Regions from separate parts of the Mus musculus genome. Here regions 2 and 3 are each linked to region 1. A link is a contact called in ENCODE Hi-C or POLR2A ChIA-PET data. All regions are on one chromosome and are shown on one strand. Each heading gives the region's core, a stretch centred on a gene start or an enhancer-like site at or near the end of the contact. The rest is flanking DNA. Distances are from core to core; before and after follow the strand shown. Region 1 has its middle 59 kb from the start of Gm30713. Region 2 has its middle 19 kb from the start of Gm30713. Region 3 has its middle 94 kb from the start of Gm30713.

What was found. A loop is a pair of places that touch in the nucleus more often than their neighbours do. ChIA-PET counts read pairs that join two places held with the same protein, here RNA polymerase II (POLR2A).
Region 2: a map of heart shows a loop between it and region 1 (3-fold over the local background). The contact joins two enhancer-like sites. A Hi-C loop is called at or near these places in 1 of 37 maps with a recorded cell type or tissue (heart). POLR2A ChIA-PET finds 5 or more read pairs at or near these places in 1 of 5 experiments (embryonic stem cell).
Region 3: a map of T-helper 17 cell shows a loop between it and region 1 (2.0-fold over the local background). The contact joins two enhancer-like sites. A Hi-C loop is called at or near these places in 1 of 37 maps with a recorded cell type or tissue (T-helper 17 cell). POLR2A ChIA-PET finds 5 or more read pairs at or near these places in 2 of 5 experiments (both embryonic stem cell).

What each region holds. Positions count from the first base shown.
Region 1 is chr8:125,324,219-125,329,043 of GRCm38, forward strand. No RefSeq gene overlaps it. Among named protein-coding and RNA genes, the nearest start is that of Gm30713, 59 kb to the right of the region's middle. Within about 2 kb of position 2,898, at least 1 of the 3 ENCODE cell types and tissues checked has a DNase peak (open chromatin) inside an H3K27ac peak, as active enhancers do; it is heart, where a contact is called at or near this core.
Region 2 is chr8:125,364,704-125,369,528 of GRCm38, forward strand. No RefSeq gene overlaps it. Among named protein-coding and RNA genes, the nearest start is that of Gm30713, 19 kb to the right of the region's middle. Within about 2 kb of position 2,773, at least 1 of the 3 ENCODE cell types and tissues checked has a DNase peak (open chromatin) inside an H3K27ac peak, as active enhancers do; it is heart, where a contact is called at or near this core.
Region 3 is chr8:125,289,225-125,294,049 of GRCm38, forward strand. No RefSeq gene overlaps it. Among named protein-coding and RNA genes, the nearest start is that of Gm30713, 94 kb to the right of the region's middle. Within about 2 kb of position 2,432, at least 1 of the 3 ENCODE cell types and tissues checked has a DNase peak (open chromatin) inside an H3K27ac peak, as active enhancers do.

The DNA of each region.
Region 1 (4,825 bases), core at 1,648-4,147:
CGCATATAAAAATGCTGGGTACAGTGGCATATGTGTATAATCTCAGCAATGGAGAAGCAGAGACAAGTGGATCCCCAGACTTCACTGGCAAGCCGGCATAGCAAATTCAGTGAACTCCTTCCTGATTCAGTGGGAGAGCCTGTCTCGGTAAATGAGGTAGAAAGTAAAGGAAGACATGTGAAGTCAATCTCTGAACTATGTACATGCATGCATGGGCAAGTACACACACATCTATGAGACACAGAGAGAGAGAGATACATAGGCACACACAGACAGAGAGACACACAGATACACACAGGCACATGGACACACAGACATACAGACACATACACAGAGATAGACACACATACACACAGATACAGACAAGCAAACACACACTGACAGAGACACAGACACAGATACATACAGACACACAGATACACAGAGGGATACACAGACACAGAGAGATAGACATACACGTAGACACACACAAAGAGCGACACAGACACACAGAGACACACAGAAACACACACACTCAGACAGACACACAGACACAGAGATGCAAACACACACACACGTCGGGGAGGGGAAAGGGGAATGGAAGGGAAGTGGGGAGGGAGGCCTTTGAGTAGTTTTATGTCACAGTGTGCGGAGCAGCAGCAGCAGTAGCAGCAGCAGGAACTTAGAGGCTGCTTCGGCTGAGCTCTTCCTCCTCCCTCGGGCTGCAGATGGCCGTGAGTCCCTAACACAGCACCAGGCTTAATTTCCCAGTCTTCCCAGACAGTTTTTCTCAGGTTCCAGGTCTGTTTTAGAAAGATATGTTAACCATTTAAAGAGTGTTCATCTAACACTGGTGTGTGTGTGTGTGTGTGTGTGTGTGTGTGTGTGTGTGTATGTATGTGATGTTTCACATATAAAAAGGATAACCAAAAACACAAATGTCATTTGTCTTCCTGAGTTGGTCTTATTTCATTTAATATGGTTGGTAATCTCCAATCCCATCCATTTTCTGCAAAGGACATAAATTTGGTATCCTCGTTGGTTGAATAAAAACTCTGCTCTATACACATCCTACATTCTCTCTAATGGGCATCGGGCTGTTCCCAGGTCTCGGCTATTGAGACCAGCACAGAGCTGAGAGTAGACACACTGGTATCTCTGTGGTGTAAGGAATGAGATTCCCTTCTTATCACTGATGAGGCTCCTGGACTGTCTGGCTTACAGGTGTTCTTTCACCACAACCTGCTCCTATAAGACTGGCAAGACTCGATTTCATTTGCTGTTCTCTCTGTCCCCAGCCCCAGAGATTCTGACCTCTCCCTAGAGCCTGTCTCCTTCAAGAGGCCTCCTGCTCTGACATGGAGGTTGGTAGCACAGAGAGCTCTGCGTCTGAGAGTGCTCTCTTGCAGCCCACGGGCACAGCTTTTCATTCCTAGCATGTCACTGAGTGTGAGAAGATACCAGGGTGAAGCTTGGTCTTCCGGGAGGATTTCTTATTGACCACTGTCAGAACAGGAACAATAAAAATCCTTAAGAGGGCCCCTTGAACTCAGAACACAGCCATCAATTTCTCAGTGCTCTGGAGAGATAACTGGACATTGTGCATGTCTCCAACAGAAATCTGAAGGCCCTTGGGCAGATTAAAAAGTCACATTTTGTGGCTGACCTACCAGGCAATCCCCAGTGCAGGGGGGCTATTCATCTGGATCCTATTACCATGCTAACTCAGCGCGCCATAGCTTGTTGCGTGTTTGAGCAGAAACACTCTTCGTCATGGATGAAGAAGCAAGTCTGGAAAGCTTTCAGAGGATGTGGTAATCCCACCAAGACAGCCACCATCTTTAGTAGATCTATGCCTGCTTGAGAGTCAGTCACAGGAAGGCGCCGGTTCTCAACCTTCCTAAGGCTGTGACCTCATTTTGTGGTGATGACCACCAGCCAGAAGATTATTTTCATTGCTACTTCATAGCTATAATTTTGCTATTGTTGGGGATAATAGTATAACTATCTGCTATGTAGAATATCTGATATGCTACCCCTGTGAAAGGACCATTCAATGCCAAACGCCACGTGCTGAGAACCACTACTGTAGTTCCTATGGACTGTTGATGAGTTCCCTCATGGAAGAGTAAGGAGGGTCACTGAGCCTCCTCAGAGGTTTCTAGCCATTCTCCCCATCCATCTGTATGTAATTCTGTCCTAACTACATGCAGCCTCAGGGGCTCAGGGAAGGGCTAGAGTTCATAGGCTGGGGAAGGCTAGAGGAAGACGACTCCATTCCTGTCGTAATGGGGAATTCATCATCCAGGCTGGACAGAGATTTTTACATTGCTGCTGGCCTGGGTCTGCTTTTCCCCTCGGGATAGCCAGGCACCATTGCACACCTGGATGGACCGGAAGGAATGAAGCTTAGTAGGGTCAGTGGGTTAGACAGGATCTTAGTCTGTGTGACTATGGCAGAAAAAGCCTTCTCTAGAGATGGTTTTCAGTGAAATGGCTCTTTATTGAGGGTGAACAAGGGTTGTGCACACCTTGGGGAGTGGGTCAGGGTAAGTGTACACCGTTGGCTGGGAATGCTTCATTTGCATGAAGAGGAAATCCAGGTGCTAACAGGATATGTCCTTATAGGCAGAGAAGAAGTTTAAACTGTAATTTGGCCACCAGGCTACCTCAAGGGTGGTGGAGGTCATGTAAAAATTTTTGGGATTTGGACACATCTCAGCCTCATTCTTGCTGTGGACTGGCTTTCCCGGTTGCAGGACTTTCCGGCTCCACACACTGCTGCTTTGGTGTTCAGCTGTGTTTTTGCTGGTAACCCCTCACCCACTCTCCGTAAGTCTAGCAAACTTATCGGCTTCCCCAGGTGAGCTTTGGTAGACTCCTGCTTTGCTCTTAGAGCTTTATCAGAAGGGTTAGATGTGTTTCCATTTCCCCAGGGAGCCTTTCTCTCAACGGAAGTAACGCTGAGCTAAGCCATACAGCTTGCAGGAAGAAGACACAAAGCCCAAGGGAAAACAGCTGACCCACACTTTTTGCTTCTTGCCATGGCCCCTGGAAGGGAACTCATACAGATTTGGCACCAAGCTCCAAACTCTGCTAGCCCTGGGCAGTGTGGTGCATGCTGTCTCAATGCCTGGGACACCACTTGCTTGTTGAGTCTGATTGCTCGACGGCCTGATTCCTCTACTCCAAGTTGTCTTCTCCCAAAATCAGGGTGCAGCCAGCGCAACTTTAACAAGGAGGGTGGTAAACTTGTCCCATAGCCAAAAAGCAAGGCCACTCTGGATGTCATCGTCTCCCCACAGATGAATTGAGGCTTCTTCTGTGAATGTATCTCTCTGCAGCTCTCCCCTCTGCCCATTCACACTGACACTCGCAGCAAACGTTCCCTCTGGAAGTTTCCACATAGCATCTCTTCCCAGGGAGCCCAAGTTGAACCAGGCAGCTGTGTTCAGACAAATTGGCTCCCCTCCCTTCATCCTCTCTGTTCACCAAGGTCATCCTCAGGTATTGTATTAACTTGGGGCAATTACAAAATGAATAAGTGACGTATTTGGCCCTCAAATAGCTCACAGTCTATTCAAGGAGAAGAATGTGTCTAAAAATAGAATCATCAAAGCTTTTGTGAGAAATGGCGGGCCCACCAGTAACCCTTTAAAATGCGGGTCAGGTGCCTTTTTCAAAGCAGTCTTCACTCAATAACTACTCACATGTGGATAGAAAGTTCCACCTGCAGACTCAGTGAAGGGCGTCCCGGACAGACTGCCCCAGCTTCAGAAGTCCCACAGCACTTGATAAAGCCAACTTTTGTATTTCAAAACGCCGGAGCCTCTTGGCTGTGAAGCCAGCTCTGTCAGCAAAGTGCCTTCCACAGGACCGTGAGGACGGAGGAGCTGAGTCCCCAGAACTCTGTAAGGAGAAGCGAGGTGTGTAGTGTGCACCCGGCATCCCAATGCTGGGAGGGGGAGGGGGAAGGAGGCTCCCCAGAGCTCCAGGCCAGCCAGCCTAGCTGAATCAGTGACTTCCAGGGTCAGTGAGGGATCCTGTCTCAAAAACTATGATGGAGCAAGATTGAGGAAGACACCCTACATCTCTCTCTCTCTCTCTCTCTCTCTCTCTCTCTCTCTCTCTCTCTCTCACACACACACACACACACACACACACAGAGTGAGGAAGGAATGCCTGAACCTTTCTGACCTATTCTGAGTCCTTCTTTTCCCCTACAAATGGGGATTTTATGAGTCCCTTCCCACGTCCTTTGTGCTTTATGGTCTCCAGCTCAGGTCTGCTCCCCAGAAGAACTTGACTTGAAATTTGTTCAGATTCTCAGGGAACTGGGTCACCTCTGGCCAGCCAGGAGTGAGGACCTCATTGGAGTTGACAAATAACAGCACTGATAATTCCCTGGCCCAACGTAGCATGGAGGCTGTTAGAACTTCGTGCAGAAATTAGCTGCAGAACCCACCAACAGAAAGAACTGCAATGGTTCATGTTTTGGGTCACTGAAAAGTACAGGCAGACAGCACAAGAATGTGTGTTGGGTGGCTGCTGTTAGGGGTAAAGCTTTGGGGAATGACAAAAGTCCCTAGTGCCGAGTCAGCGGGGCACTGAGAAGAGAGGCCTGGCGCCAGTGATGTGGCAAGACTGGGATTCTGGCAGGAAAGGGATGCAGGAAGCTGAGGAACAGACCCAGATTGCAATCACAAGAACATTCTAGAGAAGTTATAGCTCTCTAAGAATGGGTGGGCCACCACACCAAAGCCAGGACATTTTGGGGAAAGCCTGGATCCTGAGACAGGAGACGGGGACATCATGATTAACAGACTAGAAAGTTTCCCCTCAGCCA
Region 2 (4,825 bases), core at 1,523-4,022, 40 kb after region 1:
AAAACATTGAAGATCTGGATGGAGCCAGGGCCCTGTGCTTTCTCCCTCAGGGAGAGTGAGCAGGAGAATTTCTGCCAGCGCAGTTGCACATATGGGTGTGGAAGGTCCATGGAGCATAGCACTTGCCAGGGGCTACCACCTTGATTCCATGATCAAAGGGGAGCCTGGCTCTGTCACTCAGAGCAGAAAAGGAGAGGGGCAGAAAGCCAAGAACAGTAAGTAGCTAAATCACAGGTCACCTGTAGTAGTGAGGATGGGAGTCCAGGCCTTGCTGTCTTCACCGACTAAGGGCGTTCTATAGGCTTGATGTCCACACCCTCAACCTACCTTCTGCCCACGCCTGCTCCGAAAAGCGCAATGTCAGACACAATGGGAGCTTTATGGACATCTTGTCACCTCCACTCCCTGATACAGGTTCTGGGCCTGACTGTTTCCACAGTCTGTGACAGTTCCAAGTATTTGTGCCAGAGAGCTGAAATAAACAGGAACACCCCACCTAGAACAGATGGGCTAACATGTGGAAGAGAGTGTGGGGGAGGCAGGGGAGGGTAGAAGAAAAACAGATAGAAGACCAAGCCACAGATGAACAAAAAAGTTAGCTTATCATTATTCAGTTTGACTGAGAGTAGACGTGTGACAATAGACGTTCCCAAGCCATTCCAAATGTCCACACAGAGTTCATAGGGCATTAAGATGTATTTGCCTTCAAAGAGACATGGGGCTTGAACTCCAGTGTGCAGGTCCCATCAGGACCCTGGGTAAGAGTTCCCAGCACCTATATCAGACATGCACAAAACTAACTCTCTCTCTCTCTCTCTCTCTCTCTCATTTTTTGAGACACGGCCTCACATTGTATCTTGAGATGGCCTTGGCCTGGCTGAAGATATTTAAAATGATCTTCAACTTCTCATCCTTTTGCTTCCCAAGTGCTGGGGTTAGAGGCCAAGCGCCACCAAGCTTGCATCAGCTGGCCTTCATGCTAATCTGCGAAGGGCTCAGCAGGGTTATCTCGAAGCCACCACTGTGGCTCCTTTCCTCCCAGCTCTGGCCTTTTTCTGCCCATCTCTCCTCGTACGTGACTTTAAAGCAGATGCCTCATCAGCAGGTCTGTAGGCTTCTGCAATTGATTCGCAATGAGAAAATGTAACTCAGGCCCCCTCGCGGCCATCTGAAGTGACCTTCAGGAACAGTCTTGTGGCTGGGAGCTTGCAGCATCCTGGAACCTGACGGTAACGGTAACGATTGTTTCATCGATAGAAGCCTTCTTGCCTTGTCTCTCAGAATGCGGATCCTGGAAGGAATAATACCAAGGAAGCCCTGATCCCAGGGAGGAGCTCTGCACATGGCAGTGTCCACTTTCATTCCAGACTCCTTCCCTTTGTTCATGGGCTTCTAGGGCTGAGATCTTTCCGTCCATCAAAAGCTGTTTCTTGTGTAGAAAGGGCTGACATTCACTTGACTACAAATGGCTAAAGTGTGCTTAATTTTTTAATATGTACCTTATTTGTTGTTTGAAACATTTATACATGTGTTCTGGTTTGCTCTTCTGCTCCTGTGATAATTATCAGGACCAAAAGCAACTTAGGGGAGAGAAGGATTTATTTGGAAGCTCACATTTCCAGGTCACAGTTCATTCCTAAGGGAAGTTGGGCCGGAACTGAAGCAGGAGCTTGGCACAGAACCTACAGATGAATGGTGTTTGCTGACACACTTCCTGGCCTATGCCATTGGCTTTCTCAGACAACCTGCCCAGGCCCACCTGCCTAGGGATGACACTGTCAAAAGTTCCTCAGCTGGGGGTGGGACTTGGTGAGTGCTTCTCCTGCCCATGATGGAATTTTAGCTGGCTTGATCTTGTGCAGGCCTTGTATAGGTATCCAACTGACGGTAGACTAGAGCAGGACACAGCTTCCAGCCATATTCTGCACCCCTGGGAAAGTAGTATATCTGTCTAGCATCCGTTTATCCAGCTGTGGAGCAGGAGTCTGTGACGCTGCCTACATGCCACTTCTGTGAGAAGATGTGAATGATATCTGCAAAGGCCAGGCCCAATGCAAACCTTGGCAAGCATCCTTGGCTGTTGGAAAGTCATTGGCTTTCAAGGCTGATGCTGTAGGTGAATAAAGATCTAACAAGGGTGCAGGCCATGGAGGATAAGCAGAGGCCTCCACAGCCTCCTGAGGAGACCTGCTTTCCCATTCTGTTCTATCTGCATCTCCCTGCTGCAGTTCTAGGGGCCGCAATGCTCAGTAACGTTCCCCAGAGAGAGCTATGGCATTGTTCCTCTAGAGCCAAGCTAACCTCACCTGGAGTACTGAGAAGGAGGTCTGGCCATCTGCTCTGTCTTCAGAGAGGACCGAAGACAGTATGCAAGGGGAGGCATAGGTTCCAGGCCATATCTCTCCTGGAGAGCAAGCAGGTCATAAAAGGACAGTGCTGGGAGGTCAGGACACCCAGTTGTGGAGACCACTCAGCTGGCTATGTTGGGGTTTGTTGCATGTGCTCATACATGTGTACATGTGTGTGTGCACACGTTTGTGTGCATGCATGTACTTATGTGCCTTCCTTCCCCCTCTCTCCCTCCTTTTCTCTCTGTCTCTGTCTGTCTCTCTCCCTCTCCCTTTCTCTGTCTCTACCTCTGTCTCTCTCTTTCACACACTCACATACTCACAAACAGCTCAAGGGACACTCATAAGGACACGAGGTACGGGAGCTACAGACATCTATCTATGAGTCTCTGAGGCTGTGAGGTCATGAGGCAGGAGGAGTGCAGCCTCTCCCAACAGCAGCTCTGTAGTTTACTCTGGTGTGTAAATCTCAAATTCAGTGAGTAGTCAGCCAGGTAGGGGTGGGGGAACACATCAGCCTGCCAGCTCACAGGTGGCACTCCAGTGGTATCCTAAACCCTGTGCCCTACCCAGTCCCATCTGTGAGCCTGGCCCTTCCTCTCCCAGGTTGCCCTCTCACTCAGATCGACACAGCTTGACTCCTTCACCACCCGTGCTTGCTCTGCTTGTGTAAGGTCCCTCCTCAGACAGCCTCCTCCAGGCTGTGCCTCCCACCCTTGGTCTCTACAGGTCTCTTCATCCATCTAGTCTGTGTCTGCCTTCCTCAGACTGTGACACTCACAGAGCAGAAGCAGGTTCCCTTTGGCCTCTGCTTCTTTAGGGCAGAGCCAGATCTCCCCCTGTCCCCATGCTGGGGACAGATGAGGCATTGACTTCTGACCCACTGCTTTACTAGGTATTTAGGGAAGTCTCCAGTGTCGGGCAGGGATGGTCAAATCTGTAAGGCCTGGACACTTTGATTGAAACCCTCATCAGCAGGGCTGGGTCTGTTAAGGACTCAGGTTTTTCTATGACGAAATAGCGGAGGGTGGACTTATAAGAAGACAGGGTTATTTTGGCGCATGGTCTCCTCGCAGTCTCAAGGCAGGGAAGCCATGGCAGTGGGACCTTACAGCGAGCTTCTCACAGATGGCAGATGGGGAAGTAAGAGAGAAGCAGGTATGCACCCTGCCCCTCCTAAAGGCTCTACAAAGTCCCAAGACAGGGCCACCAGCTGGGGTCCAAATGTTCTAACATATGAATTTGTGGGAAACATCTCCATGTCCTGCAAGCACCTGCCGCCCCTCTGTCACTTTAGAAGGTTCTTTTGACCTTCAGTTCCAGCATTTGTCTGGAAAGGTCACTCCAGGGGGACTCTATTTCCAGCCCAGAGCTGGCTGCCAAGGAGGCTTTATTTATGGACTGTATTTTGATAGTGTTGGGGGTTTGCTGCCTCCGGGGATTTGGGTAGGGCTGGCCTGAGGCAAGCCAAACCTGGCTTCCCTCAGGTCCTCCGGGAGCCAAGCTTTAGCTTGGCTGAGGTCTGATAAGCCTTCAGGGCTGCCTTCTCTCCTTTCAGGACTGGACCCAGACCAGTTCACTTCCTGCTGGGCTGGGAACCCTTGAGGCCTCCCTCCAGGGAACTGCATTTCAGAGAGAGAGAGGGAAAGAGAGAGAGAGAGAGAGAGAGAGAGAGAGAGAGAGAGAGAGAGAGAGCCCTTCTTTCTCCTCCTCCACTCCTGGCTGTGCAGTTCAGACCTGGGTCTCTAAGGGCAAAACTCACACCCTGTGCTTGCTCACACTTGGCAGCCAGGCCAGTCCAAGAGGCCATTTGGCGTCAACTTGAGGAAGTCAGTCTCCAGGTAATGTGTGAGAAAGTCTGGAGGGTCCACTGCTGCCATCCAGGCCCCAGAGTAGAAGCAGCTCAGGACTCCAAGACCCTAGAAGCAGTAGGAACTGAGAGGAGCCACAGCTGTGGCTCTCAGTGAGCAGGAACGTCTTAGGGTTTCTAGTGCTGTGATCAAACACCTTGACCAAAGGAAACTGGAAGAGGAAAGGGTTTGATTCTGCTTATACTTGCGGGTAACTATCCATCACTGCATGGAGTCAGGCAGGAGTAAAGCAGGAACTTGGAGGCAGAAACTGAGACAGAAGCCACGGAGGAGTACTGCTATTGTCTTGTTCCTGGTGGTTCGTTTTGCCTTCTTTCTTTTCTTCTACCGTCCAGGATCCCCCGGGATGGGCCTATGCACATCACCCATTAATCAAGAAAAGGTGGCTCAGTGGGTAAGAGCACCCGACTGCTCTTCCGAAGGTCCAGAGTTCAAATCCCAGCAACCACATGGTGGCTCACAACCATCTGTAACGAGATCTGACACCCTCTTCTGAAGACAGCTACAGTGTACTTACATGTAATAAATAAATAAATCTTTAAAAAAAAAAAAAAAAAAGAAAAGAAAAGGTTCCACAGACCAATGGGAGTTGTGGGGGTGGGGAGG
Region 3 (4,825 bases), core at 1,182-3,681, 35 kb before region 1:
GGTTGGCTCATGGGTTCAGAGGTTCAGTCCATTATCATCATGGTAGGAAGCATGGCAATGTGCAGGCAGATATGGTGCTGGAGGAGCTGAGAGTTCTACATCTTGATCTGAAAGCAGCAGGAGATCGTATGCAACACTGGGCCTAGCTTGAGCATATGTAACCTCAAAGCTCTGACTTTCCTGTGATGTGCTTTCTCTAACAAGGCCACACCTCCTCCAATAAGGCCACTCCTCCCCCAGTAAGGCCACACATCTCCAATAAGGCCACATCTCCTCATAGTGCCACTCCCTATGGCCAAGCACTCAACACCTGAGTCTATGGCACCATTCCTATTCAAGCCACTATATGCAACAAACATTTTACCTGCTGTGCTACCTCTCTAGCCCCATTACTCTGCTGCTTGATAACCCGGTGACAGCAAGCCTTTCTCCATAGATAATTAGCTTGTAGCAAGCACATATTTTCATGCTATGAAGTTGAGGGAGAACAAAGAGGAATATGAAAACACTAACAACTCCCAAGAGACACCAGATATGGCAGGACATGGGGCAGATGCATTTCCCTGGATTGGGTAGTTGTTTGAAATTATTTTTGTATTTACGGGTTGCTCACTCAGACATACAGATTATAGAACACAGAGATTATATGCTGAGATGTCTGCTGTCAGACTGAATTACAGTGAGAGTTATCACAAAATCCAAATTATTAACTAGGATCTCCAGTGTCAGGAGGAAAATCACACTCCCCAAACATAACCAAACACATTCACATTCACTAGGTAGACAACGTTGACATTCACTAGCTAACTGTGACAGTGCTGATTTCTTCTTATTGGTTGTATATACACAAATGTATGGTTAATTTTAAAATGGGCTGTTGAGAATTATATTTTTGTTTCAGAAGATTATCTTTTAAGATAGAATCCATATAAAATAAATCACATATACCACATATACCACACACACACATGCTACATACACATATACCACACACATGCACATATACCACATACACACACTTCTCACATACACACTCACACACATATACCTCACACACTCACACCTACACCACACACACATGCCACACACACATACACTTCCCACATACACATACACACATATATACCACACACACACACACCACACATACACTTCCCACATACACACTCACATATATACCACAAACACACTTTCCACACACACACGTACCACACATGCACTTCCCACATACACACTCACACCCACACACATGCACATACAGTACACTTACATACCTCCTCCCCAACAGAACTAAACATAGGGTTGCCATCTGACCACAGAACTCATTCAAAGTGTAGTGAGAACTCTGGAATTTTGGTTTCTTTCAAAACACAGAAATATTGCAAATATTGTAAGGATGCGTTTTCATTTTAATCCCAGGTGTGGGATGTGGGGCTGCTTTGGACTGTCCACAGCAGCTGACTATGATTTGCCTCATGCTCTAGCAGAGCTGTGGTTTTGCCAGCTGCAGATAGTTTCTGTCATTGTGTGGTGTTTGGAATTCTGGGAACTTTTCCGAGGGTCTATAAATGCTAGGGCCCTGACAGGCTGTGCTTATTTTTGCCTGTGCACTGAGTTCTTATTGTGATAAGTCTAATTCTCAGGAGCCTGTACTTCTAATGGCTGCACTGGAGTGTTTTTAGCCCTCGCCTGGGATGGCAGTCCCTGCTTTGGCCACTAGGATGTGGTCATTCCTCCCTACACCACCACACTTCTGCTCCCCACTCCAGCCTAGAACAAGGGGCCTGTTGTCTGGTTCTGTCCTCCTCAGCATCCTGAGCCAAGGCCAGGAAAGAAAGCACAGCCTAGCCTCCACAGGAGCATGTACAAACTCTGTGGAGGTGGGAAGGGTCCCTGGGCTCTCCTCTCTGGATGCAACGTAAGTCTCTTCCTTGTTAAAAGTTTAAACAGCAATTGTAAAGCATCAGATTTAGGACGAATGCTTTTCCATGCACAGTCTGCCCTCTGCAGACCTCAGATCTCCGGGCCCGCTAGGTTAGCGTTAGCTGTGGCCTGGAACCCATTTCCTTTGCAGACTGTCACTAGTAGTTGGAGATTGTCCCTGTGAGATAAAGGAGCCTGTGCATGTGGCATGTCACATCATCTCTCTAGTCACTTTCCACAGTGTCCCCGTCTGTGGTGTATGCATAGAGATGTATAGGTACACACGTGTACACATATCTGCATGCTGGTGAATCACTCAGCATAACTGTTTTTAACTGTTTAACTTCCCAGGACACTGGGAGTTGCTCCGGAGACAGAGGCAGGAGGGGTCGTCTCTAAATTGCCACAGAATGACCCAAGGGAACAGGCTACTCCACTCTTTTCCCCTAAGCAATCTGTTTTCTGCTCAGGATAACTGAAGCCTCCAAGTCCCTCCCTGCGCCCGCCCTGCTCCAGTACCCCGCCCACTTTCCACCGGGCTCTGTTCATTTGGAAGGCTCGTGACCAGTGTGCGAGTTCATTATATTATCACCTGACCCTTCATCCCTGGCATCTGACAGCCTCATTTCCCGGAGCTCTCTTTTCTTCCAGTCTCAAGTTGATGTCTCAAGAGCCCTGTGGGCCTCAAACCAGATTCACAATTTCTTGATTTATTTCCCACCCATGGGCCTAGATAAATACTTCTAATTTTAGACGGGAAGTTCTTAATTTCCCCTTAAAAAGATATTATACTCCGTCCATTTCCCTGAAAGGAAGGCCCTGGCGCTTTCTAAGAAACTTTATAATAAAGGATTAAAACAGTAACTAGAAAACAAAGCAAAACAAGCCAGGAATTCCTCCGCTGGGAATTCCGCACTCCTGAGGGTTCTGACACGAGGCTTTTCTAAGAAGGGACCAGCATCTGGAACCCGCAGTACGCAGTGTCTGGCGCTGGGAAGGCTGTCCTAGAAGCAGTCTTTACACGCTGGCTTTAATGGAATCTCGGACTCCTGCAGGGGCTGCTTGTGTAAAACACACACAGAGAAAAAATCTTCTAAACAGAGGCAGGATGAAGGGAGTTCGTTGTTGAGCCTGACTTATTATGAATTTCATTCTCGTTTCCAGAACGCATGTATCTGGCTCTTGCCAGGGACACAGTTTGTGTTTGGGGCTCGCTAAGCGCTCTGAGAAGTCCCAAGTGAGTGTCTGAAAGCTTCATAGCGGAGGAGACTTGACTTTGGTTAGGGATCAAGTTCTCTGGCCTTGCCCAGCGTGGGAATCAGACAGCCGGATCTGGAAAATTGTGTTGAAGGTCAGACAGTAACCGGTAGTTCTAGCTCCAGGGAACCCAACACCCTCTTCTGGTCTCCATAGGCAACTACACTCATGTGCACACACATGTGAACAGAATTAAAGATAAAAGTGATGAAGGTAGAGGCAGAATGTCGGTTGGTGGTGGAGCGATTACCTAGCGTGCCCAAGGCTGGAGGACTCTCTAAGAGTCAGGGAAATTATATTGATGGTGGACTCAGAGCATGAAGACCACACAGCTGGCCTGCATTCTCCTCTTCTATAGTCTGACTGAAATATTTTATATCAAATATGACTTTACTGTTTTCTAGAATATTTCCCTCAGAAAAAGAAAAGAAAGCAATAAATCAGATGTGGAAACAAGGACACGATAGAAACCAACTGCAGGGACCTGGTGGCCCGCAGACTGGGGACAATCCCAAGACCCTGGGGTTTTGGTTGCTGCTGTCTGATTCCCACACTGGACAGGGCAAGAGCACTTGACCCACGCCAGCTGAATGCTGGCTCTTGTTTCCCACCGGCTGTGGAATTTGCAGACACTCTTTTCTGGCTTCCCAGAGGGGCTGGGGAGCCTCCAGCATGTGCTGTGACATTTATAACTCCCTCTGGAATTTCCATGTCCCCAGCCCTCGCCCAGCCCAGGGATGAATCATGGATTCTTAGACCAGCGAAGCCATTTTGGAAACAGCTGCCAAGGAGCAAATGCAGTCAAAAATAGCTCTCACTCCCTGAAAAATGAATGGCTTATTTTAAGAAGAAAGGGTGGCTTGAATCTGTCCTGCTTGCATCTTTATCTCCTGGGCACAGGGCCAGGGCATCCGAGAAAGGCTTGCCTGTCAAAGGGAATGGCACCTGCAGTGACATAGTGGTGCCCACGATGGGGCTACCATCTCTGGGCCAGGGCCAAGGGGTGAGGTATGAGCCGTCCTCCTGAGACCTGCATCCCAGGAGGCCTGGACCGTTAGGTATGAAGTTCTGCTTCCCTGGTAGGCCTGACATGCATTGCTTTCTTGTGGTTGTGGCCAAACATCCAACAGAATTCAGCAAGGAGCAGCTGGCAGTCAGGATGCAGCAAAGAGCTAATCAGGCAGGAAGTGGGAGCACTCAGGCAGGAAGTGGGAGCAGGCTATTGCTCAGAAGCCAAATGCCCATGCTCTTATACCTACCAGCTAGTCTTTAAGTCTAGAAGGTTCCACAGTGTTCCTCAAACAGCACCGCCAGGTGAAGACCAAATGTTCAAACACATGGGGACATTTCACTTTCAAACACTTCAGACCACTGGTCCTTGTCGTAGACTTGTGGGGTGGGCACAGTAGCTAGACGCATACAAGAGGAAGGCACTGGGCTTTGTTCCATCCTTCAAAGGGAAGTTAAGCTCTCCTGCTGCAGATGAATGGGTGATGGTGTCTTAGCTTAAGCTGTCAGGGAAGAAACTTCACTTGGCGTCAGGGTGATAGTTCCCCCCTCCCCCATTGTATTTGTCCTTGTGTTGTGAGGCACTGTAGCCAAAGATGCATGAAGGACTGATGTCAATCCTGCTGTGCTGTGTACT